Regions from separate parts of the Homo sapiens genome. Here region 1 is linked to region 2. Evidence: chromatin loops called from intact Hi-C (ENCODE). Cell type or tissue: PC-9. All regions are shown on one strand. Region 1 overlaps LRRC20 (leucine rich repeat containing 20). Region 2 has its middle 4.9 kb from the start of LRRC20.

What was found. Hi-C counts contacts between places; a loop is a spot of excess contacts. Peaks named below come from ENCODE experiments on the same cell type or tissue, not always from the same donor. Only the 100,000 strongest peaks of a DNase experiment are listed, where the experiment ranks them.
Region 1: a loop joins it to region 2, with 12 times the contacts of the local background. A loop is called at or near these places in 4 of 110 quality-filtered maps.

Annotation. Positions count from the first base shown.
Region 1 is chr10:70,328,650-70,333,649 of GRCh38, forward strand. The region is part of intron 3 of LRRC20 (leucine rich repeat containing 20); the gene reads right to left. Among named protein-coding and RNA genes, the nearest start is that of NPFFR1, 47 kb to the left of the region's middle. RefSeq lists an enhancer at 3,104-3,398. In PC-9, a CTCF peak has its summit at 2,945 (motif pointing left); DNase peaks (open chromatin) are centred at 2,932 and 3,342; H3K27ac peaks cover 1,511 bases.
Region 2 is chr10:70,385,040-70,390,039 of GRCh38, forward strand. It overlaps the pseudogene CEP57L1P1. Among named protein-coding and RNA genes, the nearest start is that of LRRC20, 4.9 kb to the left of the region's middle. In PC-9, CTCF peaks have their summits at 2,674 (motif pointing left) and 2,884; DNase peaks (open chromatin) are centred at 2,362 and 2,692; H3K4me3 peaks cover 321 bases; H3K27ac peaks cover 1,846 bases.

The DNA of each region.
Region 1 (5,000 bases), 56 kb before region 2:
GCTCATGCCTGTAATCCCAGCACTTTGGGAGGCCAAAGTGGGTGGATCACTTGGGGCCAGGAGTTCAAGACCAGCCTGCACAACATGGTGAAACTCTGTCTCTACTAAAAATACAAAAATCAGCCAGGCATGGCAGTACACAGCTGTAATCCCAGCTACTTGGGAGGCTGAGGCAGGAGAATTACCTGAACCCGGGAGGCGGAGGTTGCAGTGAGCCAAGATCCTGCCACTGCACTCCAGCCTGGGCAACAGAGTGAGAGCGAGACTCTCTTAGAGATAGAAGACACATGACACTTGGTTCCTGGATTATGGAACCTTTGCAGAAACAAAATTCAAAGCCAACATGATAGCAGGAATCAAAAGGGAAAATAAGAGAGGGTCAGTGCAACTGTGACACATGGATTGCAGGAAGCCAGTCAGAGCCAATGATGCCAACACAGTCTCCACTTACTCAAAAAATATTACTCAGCACCTACCACAGGGCAGGCTCTGCTAGACAGCGGGAAATCGTGGCAATGAGACAGACTAGATCCCAACCTTAACAAGCTTACAGACAAGTGCAGGGAGAAATAGTAAACAAGAAAAGAAGGTTATTTCAGATCGCTAGGAAGGCATTTGAGGTCAGAGTGAAAAAAACCAGTTCGGCAAAAAGCCCAGGGAAAAGCTATCTTCTTCTTCTTGTTGTTTTATGGCAGTGGTTAGAACTTTAAGGATGAGAGTGGACATCCTTGCCTTGTTCCCAGCTTGGGGGAAAGGCTTTCATCATCAAGTCTGATGTTAGCTGTAGGATTTTTGAAGATGCTCTTTACCAAGTTGAGGTAGTTTCCCTGTATTTCTAGTGTACTGAGAGTTGGAGTTTGTCAAATGCTTTTTCTTTGTCAAATGATATGATTGTGTGATTCTTCTTTTGCCTTTTTTTTTTTTTTTTTCGAGATGGAGTCTGGCTCTGTCCCCCAGACTGGAGTGCAGTGGCACGATCTCGGCTCACTGCAACTTCTGCCTCCCGGGTTCAAGCGATTCTCCTGTCTCAGCCTCCCGAGTAGCTGGGATTACAGGTGCATGCCGCCACTATGCCCAGCTAATTTTTTGTATTTTACTAGAGACGGGGTTTCCCCATGTTGCCCAGGCTGGTCTCGAACTCCCGAGCTCAGGCAATCCACCAACCTCAGCCTCCCAAAGTGCTGGGATTACAGGCGTGAGCCACCTCGCCCAGCCTAGCCTTTTCATATAATAGATTACACTGATTGATTTCTAAAGTTGGACCCAGACTTGCATACCTGGAATAACTGATAAATCCCACTTACACATGTCATATATTCTTCTTATACATTGCCGAATTTGACTGGTAATATTTTGCTGAGAATCTTTCCATCTGTGTTCTTGGGAGATATTGGTCTGTATTTTCTTTTTCTTTCACATTTTTTATACTGTCTTTGTCTGCATTTGATATCAGAGTAATATCAACTTCATAGCATGGATTGGGAAGTATGCCCTTCCCTTCTATTTTCTGGAAGAGGCTGTGTAAAATTGATGTTAATTCTCATTTTAAAAGTTTGATAGAATTCTCCAATGCAATCACCTGGGCTTGGAGATTTCTTCTTTGGGATCTTTTTATTTATGAATTCCACTTATTTGATAGTCATAGGTCTCTTCAGGTTGTCTGTTTCATCTTGGCTGAGTTTTAGTGGTTTGTGGTTCTCAAGAACATGGTCCATTTCTTCTAAGTTGCCAAATTTATAAGAATAAAGTTGTTTATAATAAACCTGGTAGGTTTTGAGTGGGAACCAAACCATGGAGCTGCTTCTAGGCCCCCTCCCCAAGGGAGGGCAAAGACAGCAGGTTCCTGGGGATGGATGTCCCACCCCTGTCAGTCACCCACTTGTCCAACCCCTAGGGCTTTATGAATGTCAATGTATGTGCCAAATTCCACCAAAATTGTTAGAGTAAATCTCCAGGTAGCCAAATCTGAGCTCCATGGGAAGGAAGCATTCCACAGAAAGGCCTTGAATTAGACAGAATGGGGCATGCATCCTGATGGGGTGGGGAGGCACCGGCAAGAGAGCAAGTTCTTCCCAGCCATCCAGCTTCACTTCTCAGAAGCCACGGCCCAGCAGGGTCTCTGAGTTGCTTCTGCTCCCACTGTGGTTTCCACTGCTCTACCCAAGCTGCCTGCGTCACAAGCTCCACAAATCCTCTGTGCGGTAAGGTGAGGTATATATACACAACCAGTTAAAAACAGCCTCTTAGCATTAGCTGAGAAGCAGGTGACCACACCACCTGCTTCCATGGCAAAGAGCCTGACCGGGGACCCGGGGACCCTGAACTGAGGTCTCGCCCTACATCTTCCTGGAGGCAGGTCAGAAAAGCCACTTCTCCCTTCTGAGCCTCAGGGTCCCCATCCGTGAAGACGTGGACTTGGGGATCTCTCCAGTTCTGTTCTCACTGAAATTCCTTGTGGAGAGAGATTCCTATGACTGGACCATCATCCTGACTACTTGGCCAGAGACCTCTCTTGTCTACAACTAAGCCCCCCAGTGTCTTCACCATCACTGTATCAGAAGCATCACTCATCAAGAATCTTGCATGCACCAAACCCTACACAGGGCACCTTATAAGCAATATCTCCAACCTCACAAAATCACTATGGAGTAGATGTTTCCCCATTTCTCAGATAAGGAAACTGAGGCCACGAAGGCCAACTGGGGCCAGCAAGGCTGCTGATGCCTTGGCTTTCTTTTTATCTCTTATATGGCCCCAAACCAGGCATTTAAGGTTTTCTCTGTTGTTTCCAGTTCAGAGGAAGAATAAAAGTGTGGCCAAAGCCCCAGCCACGGGATCGGCCAGTGTGTTGGGCTTCCAGCCCAACACAGCCACAGCCACGTCTGGCTTTGCTTCTCACCTCTGGAGTCACAGCACCCAGGCCATCTGCCCAAGGTCTTACTGCCCCCTCTTCTGGACAGAGAGGGCTGAGATCTTCTGGTCCCAGAAGACTGCATTAGGGGTTCCAAAGATTCTTCCTGCACCAGGCCAGGGTTCAGAGTGGAACAACCAGGGCTCCCAGGATGGACCGGGGCTCTGGAAAAAGATCCCACTCCATTCCACTCCCAACGTTGTACCCAGCCTGAGAGCAGCCCCCATCATGACATTTCCTTATTGATTAAACCTACTGAACTGTGGTTTCCGGTGTCTGTTAAATGGACCTCTTCTTCCCCAAGTTCCTCTTATTACTTCCTGTACCATCCTTATCTTGGACAATTGCCAAGGCTGACTCAGAGGCCTTAGATTAACCCCAGCTGAGAGAGAAGCTTGCCAATTCCATTAGGGGACAGACAAGGCTGGCCTGCAGTAATTATACAACCCATGCTCGAAGGAATGTGCCAACTCCAAAAATACCTGCTCACCAAACCTCAATCAGCACCTCGGCTCTGAACCTGCGGCAATGAGCAATCACAGTCCCTGACTGCACGGACTCCCCAGCAGGGCAGAGTCAGACGGTCAGGTGGGCAGTGTCCTTCCACCAGCCCATGCTCAGTGCTGAGGAGGCTTCACACAGAGACAGCTGCTGCCCACAGGGGTCAGAGGGCATTTCCAGATGCCACACTCACTCCTTGGGGGTGGACAAGGGGAAGGGCAGAAAAAGCACTTTTAACAAGGTCTGGAACAGACTAAAATGAAGTACTAAACATTCTGCCTCCATAAAAAGACTAAGGCAGGCCAGGTGCAGTGGCTCACGCCTGTAATCCCAACACTTTGGGAGGCTGAGACAGGCGGATCACTTGAGTCTAGGAGTTCAAGACTAGCCTGGGCAACATGGCAAGACCCTGTCTCTACAAACAATACAAAAAATTAGCTAGGTTTGATGGTGTGTGCCGTAGTCCCAGCTAGTCGGGAGGCTAAGGTGGAAAGATCACTTGAGCCCAGGAGGCAGAGGTTGCAGTGAGCCGAGATTGCACCACTGCACTCCAGCCTGGGTGACAGAGGGAGACCTGTTTCAAAAGAAAAGACTAAGGTAGCTCTTTTTTCTTGCTGTGTGAACTTGGGCAAGTTACTTGTTACTTTATGCTCTGTTTGCTTACAACAGTACCTACCCTTGGTGGCATATTATAAATGCTACTATTATGAAGTATATTTATATTTACATAGGCATGGAATATCTCCAGTACTGCTAATGGTGGTTGTCTCTGGACACGGACTTGGATGTCTGGGGACAGGAGTAGAAGAGCAGACTTATTTTTCCCCACTATCCTTTCAATCCTCAAAATATCACATTGTGTGCATCTACTGCCTAATCAAAAATAAATAAGTAAATAGGATACGTTTTTCAAATGAAGACTTAGAGCTCTGCAGGTGTGGCAGAGACATAAACAGCAACAAGAGAGGTGCTTGGGAATGGGTAAGAAGAGCAGAGGCAGGTATGGAAACATCTGAATCGCAGAGCTGGGAGCAAAGGAGAGCTGCACTTAGAGCCTGGAAGAGGGAAGTGAAGGGAAACTGCAGTCTTCTGCCTTACAGGGTTGCAAGAAGTGTTAGCTTGGGCTCTGGAGGACAGAGGTACCAGAGGCTCAGAGCCACACGGTCCTGGTGTTCCAGGTGTACCCTCCTCCCCCAACACACTGTACAGAATTCTGGGCTGGGGGGTGCAAGGGGGCTGTTGAGGTCTGCTGGTTTCTAGGGGTGGTTAAGACCCAGGATGGAAGCGATGCTCTCCTGCTGGTGCAGCAGCAATCCATCTCCAGGCTGCCCCAACTCCCCTTCATAGGGAATTTAACTTATTTTTTGTAGCTCTGTAGGTTGGTTGGTCTCTGCTGGGCGGTTCTTCTGCTATATGTAGTAGAGCCTCAAAATGCCCTCTGACCTCAGTGATCCCATCTCTGGGATTCTACTAAGGATGCTGAAGCCCATGATGCTTGGGTTCCTTAACACTGCTAGGAAGGGCTGACCCACTGCCCAGAAGCAGCCATGCAGGGGTCACAAACAGTTTGGCCTTTGCTTCACTGAGG
Region 2 (5,000 bases):
AACCAAATGGCAAGGCCAACCCAGGTTCGAGGGTGAAGAAATAGACTCCATCTCCTGATGGGAGAAGCAGCGAAGTCACATTGCAAAGAATATGAGTACAGGGATGAGCAGAGAGTTGGGGCTAATTTTGTAATCTGTCACAGGACTCCATAAGTATTCTTGGGCTGGGCTCTGTGGCTCACGCCTGTAATCCCAGCACTTTGGGAGGCTGAGGCGGGAGGATCACTTGAGCTCACGAGTTCGAGAGCAGCCTGGCAACACGGTGAAACCCCATCTCTACAAAAAATACAAAAAGTAGCCGGGCATGGTGGCTTGGGCCTGTAGTCCCAGCTACTCAGGAGGCCGAGGTGGGAGGATAGCTTGAGCCCTAGAGCCCAGGAGGAAGACCAGGTCTCAAAAAAAAAAAAAGTATTCTCACAATACCTATTGGGTACTCAGAAAATACTTATCAACAGTGGTAAGATTTTCAGTCACTATGTTTACTGACTCCATTCAATGCAGTCAATTGGCAAAATATTATCCCTCACTGTTAGGGTCTACAAGCCTCACACCGTTCGTGGCCATTTTCAGTTTCAGAACAGCCAGTGAGGGAATCAGCGAGGTAGGGCTGTGCAAGGGAAGGCCCTGAGGCTTCTCGGTGAAGAAGCTCAACTGGCCCCAAACAAATAGTCTCCTCCGAGGAGATCCAGAGCATCTTTAGAGGCCTGGACCCCTTAGCAAGGTGGTCCAAGCCTGGCCACCTGAGTCAGAAGCTGTACACCCTGAACAGACTCGGATGTTTGCCAGGGCTTGGCTACAGCCTCCGGAGATGTTTGAAATCCTTGCAAATTACTTGCAGATAGGAAGAGTCTTGTGCTAAGACAAAATTGTTCTGTGGTTATTCCCTGAAGGGTCTGACCCCCACTGGGCAGGATAAATTCTCAGGGCACTTGTAAAAGGGACAGTATCCCATTGACAGAGTCAGCATCTCAACTCCTGTGACTGAAGACCCTGATAGAGTCTACTTCTCATCAAAGAACTTCTAGGCCTGCTAATTAGTTAATTTGTGCGCCCACCCCACATCCACCAGAAAAAAAAAAAGATATGTTGTAGTCCTAACCCCTAGTACCTCAGAATGTGGCCTCACTTGGAGGTAGCGTCTTTACAGAAGGAATCAAGTTAAAATTGAAGTCATTAGGGTGGGTCCTAATCCAATATGATTGGTGTCCTTATAAGAAGTGGTTATTGGTAGACAGGCAGACATGCATAGAGGGAAGATCATGTGAAGAGACACTGGGAGAAGATGGCCATCTACAAGCTAAAGAGAAAGGCTTGGTACAGGTCCTTCCCTCACAGCTCTCAGAAGGACCCAACGAATACCTTGATTTCAGATTTCTAGACTCCAGAACTGTGAGACAATGAATTTCTGTTGGTAAGATACCTGGCCTGCGGCACTTTGTTGCAGTAGCTGTAATACAATATAAAACTGTAAATTTCTCCTTTTCCATTCTATTCTCCTCATATTGGCCCTTATCTCACACTTCTTGAAAGAAAATCATCTTTGCCAGGTGCGGTGGCTCATGCCTGTAATCCCAGCACTTTGGGAGGCTGAGGCGGGTGGAACACCTGAGGTCAGGAGTTCAAGGCCAGCCTGGCCAACATAGTGAAACCCCATCTCTACTAAAAATAGAAAAAATTAGCTGGGTGTGGTGGTGGGTGCCTGTAATCCCAGCTACTAGGGAGGCTGAGGCAGGAGAATTGCTTTAACCCAGGAGGCAGAGGTTGCAGTAAGCCGAGACTGTGCCATTGCACTCCAGCCTGGGCAACAAGAGTGAAACTCCATCTCAAAAAAAAAAAAAAAAAAAGCAAGAAAGTAGAGAGGTAAGGGAGGGAGGAAGGGAAGGAGAGAGAGAGAGAAAGACAGAAAAGAAAAGAAAAGAAAAGAAAAGAGAAGAGGCCGGGCACAGTGGCTGACGCCTGTAATCCCAGCACTTTGGGAGGCCGAGGTGGGCAGATCACCTGAGGTCAGGAGTTTGAGACCAGCCTGGCCAATATGGTGAAACCCTGTCTCTACTAAAAATACAAAAATTAGCCGGGCGCGGTGGCAGGCACCTGTAATTCCAGCTACTTGGGAGGCTGAGGCAGGGGAATTGCTTGAACCCGGGAGGCAAAGGCTGCAGTGAGCCAAAATTGGGCCATTGCACTCCAGCCTGGGTGACAAGAGCAAAACTCCGTCCCCAAAAAAAAAAAAAAAAAAAGGAAGGGAGGGAGGGAGGGAGGAAGGGAGGAAGGAACATTTAAATAAAAACGAACCGAGAAGGTCCTTCCTTCCACAGGTGTGAGTCAGACCCTGCCCCGACACATCATCCTGTTTCTCACTCTGTCCTCCACCTGGGGCCGCACCTCTCCCTGGAGCTGAGCTACCGACAGCCAGGAACTAGAGGTAACTCCAAGTCACTGCCATCCTAAGGCAGAAGAGTAGTTCCCCCAGTACCTCTTCCAGAAGGTTCAGCCTGTTGAGAGGTGCCCACCCCTCTTACCCTGCCAGGTACTGCAGGTTTACGAAAATTAGCAAGAAGTAGTCAAATTAGCAAGAACTCAAGGCAGTTGTGCTCTGCTATGGAAAATACGATTCTAATCAAAGGTGACTCAAGAGGCATTTCTCAAGCGTCAGTTGTTGCCATACCACCTTCCTGATTTTTGCTATATCTGAGCCCCACCCAGTGGTGAGCTGGAGTCACTTGTGCAGACTTGGAGCTTGCTCCTTCTGCCCATTTTTTCCCAGCTCTGGGTACAGTGCCATCACCTGGATTACTAGAAATAGGCATGGTGGAAGAACTTACACCATAGAAATCAGCACACACTACAAATCATGACTTTTTTTTTTTTTCTGAAGGAAATGCTTTACCAACACACCATAGTATTATTTACTTATATTTTTCCTTCAACTCACTTTTTAACTTAAAAAAACATTTATTTTTAAAAAGGAATTTTATATCATTCCACAAGTGGAACATAGTATCATTTGCCATAGATAAAAAGTAACCTTAAAAATAGGGCCTTGGGGCTGGGCCCAGTGGCTCATGCCTGTAATCCCAGCACTTTGGGAGGCTGAGGCAGGTGAATCACTTCAGGTCAGGAGTTTGAGACCAGCCTGGCCAACATGGTGAAATCCTGTCTCTACTAAAATTACAAAAATTAGCTGGGTTTGGTGGCGTGCACCTGTAGTCCCGGCTACTTGGGAGGTTGAGGCACGAGAATCGCTTGAACCCAGGAGGCAGAGGTTGCAGTGAGCAGAAATCACACCACTGCACTCCAGCCTGGGCAATGGAGGGAGACTCCACCTCGAAAAAAAAAAAAAAAAAACATATATATATATATATATATATATATATATATGGGCTTGGTTGGGTGTAGTGGCTCACACTTGTAATCCTAGCACTTTGGGAGGCCTAGGTGGGCGGATCACACGAGGTCATGAGTTCAAGACCAGCCTGGCCGACCTGGTGAAACCCCATCTCTACTAAAAATACAAAAATTAGCCAGGTGTGGTGGCACACGCCTGTAGTCCCAGCTACTCAGGAGGCTGAGGCAGGAGAATCCCTTGAACCTGGGAGGTGGAGGCTACAGTGAGTAGAGATCACGCCACTGCACTACAGCCTGGGTGACAGAGTGAGACTCTGTCTCAAAAAAAAAAAAAAAAAAAAAGGCAGAGTCAGTCTTTTAGAATCCAGTCCTGGTTGTGACATCTATACTTGAAACTGCCTTTGCTAAGTTATAACTGAGGAAATTATGACAGTGAAAGAAATCACACCTAACCGACTCTATCTTGCTTCTAATCTTTAAGCTGTCCTTGTTCATGCCTGGGCGTAGGCTGAACTAACTTTGGGAAGGAATTCAGTTCGTGATTTTACTCCGAAACAAAATTGATAATAGCCCTTTCCCGAAAAGACTCCCTTCTTGTGGCCGGGCACGGTGGCTCACGCCTGTAATCCCAGCACTTTGGGAGCCCGAGGCAGGCAGATCACGAGATCAGTAGTTCGAGACCAGCCTGACCGACATGGTGAAACCCCGTCTCTACTGAAAATACAAAAATTAGCCGGGCGTGGTGGTGCACACCTGTAATCCCAGCTACTCAGGAGGCTAAGGCAGGAGAATTGCTTGAACCCAGGAGGCGGAGGTTGCGGTGAGCCGGGATCATGCCACTGCACTCCAGCCTGGGTGACAGAGTGAGACTCTGTCTACAAAAAAAAAAAAAAAAAAAAAAAGACTCCTTTCTTGCCAGGGACCAGTCTGCCTTTGCAGGACTAACAAATTAGCTACAAGATTAGAAATTACAATTTAGGGGGGTGCCCGCGAACCAACGGTTAGCGGTGGCAGGGGCTGACTGAGAGCGTCTGCTTGATAATGGATTCTGAATTAATGCATAGTATAGTAGGAAGCTATCATAAACCTCCAGAAAGAGTATTTGTTCCCTCATTCACCCAGAATGAACCATCTCAGAATTGCCATCCTGCGAACTTAGAAGTTACCTCTCCTAAGATACTTCATAGCCCAAATAGCCAAGCTCTTATTTTAGCCTTAAAAACTCTTCAGGAAAAAATTCATTGTTTAGAGCTGGAGAGAACACAAGCTGAAGATGACCTGAACATTCTTTCCAGAGAAGCAGCACAGTATAAGAAGGCCTTAGAGAATGAAACAAATGAGAGAAATCTAGCACATCAGGAGCTGATAAAGCAGAAAAAAGATGTAAGTATACAGTTAAGCTCAGCCCAGTCTCGTTGCACTCTTCTAGAGAAGCAACTAGAATATACAAAGAGAATGGTTCTCAATGTAGAGCGAGAAAAGAACATGATCCTAGAACAACAGGCCCAGCTTCAGAGGGAAAAAGAACAAGATCAGATGAAGCTGTATGCAAAACTTGACAAGCTTGATGTCTTAGAAAAAGAGTGTTTTAGACTTACAACAACTCAGAAAACTGCTGAGGACAAGATTAAACATTTAGAAGAAAAACTTAAGGA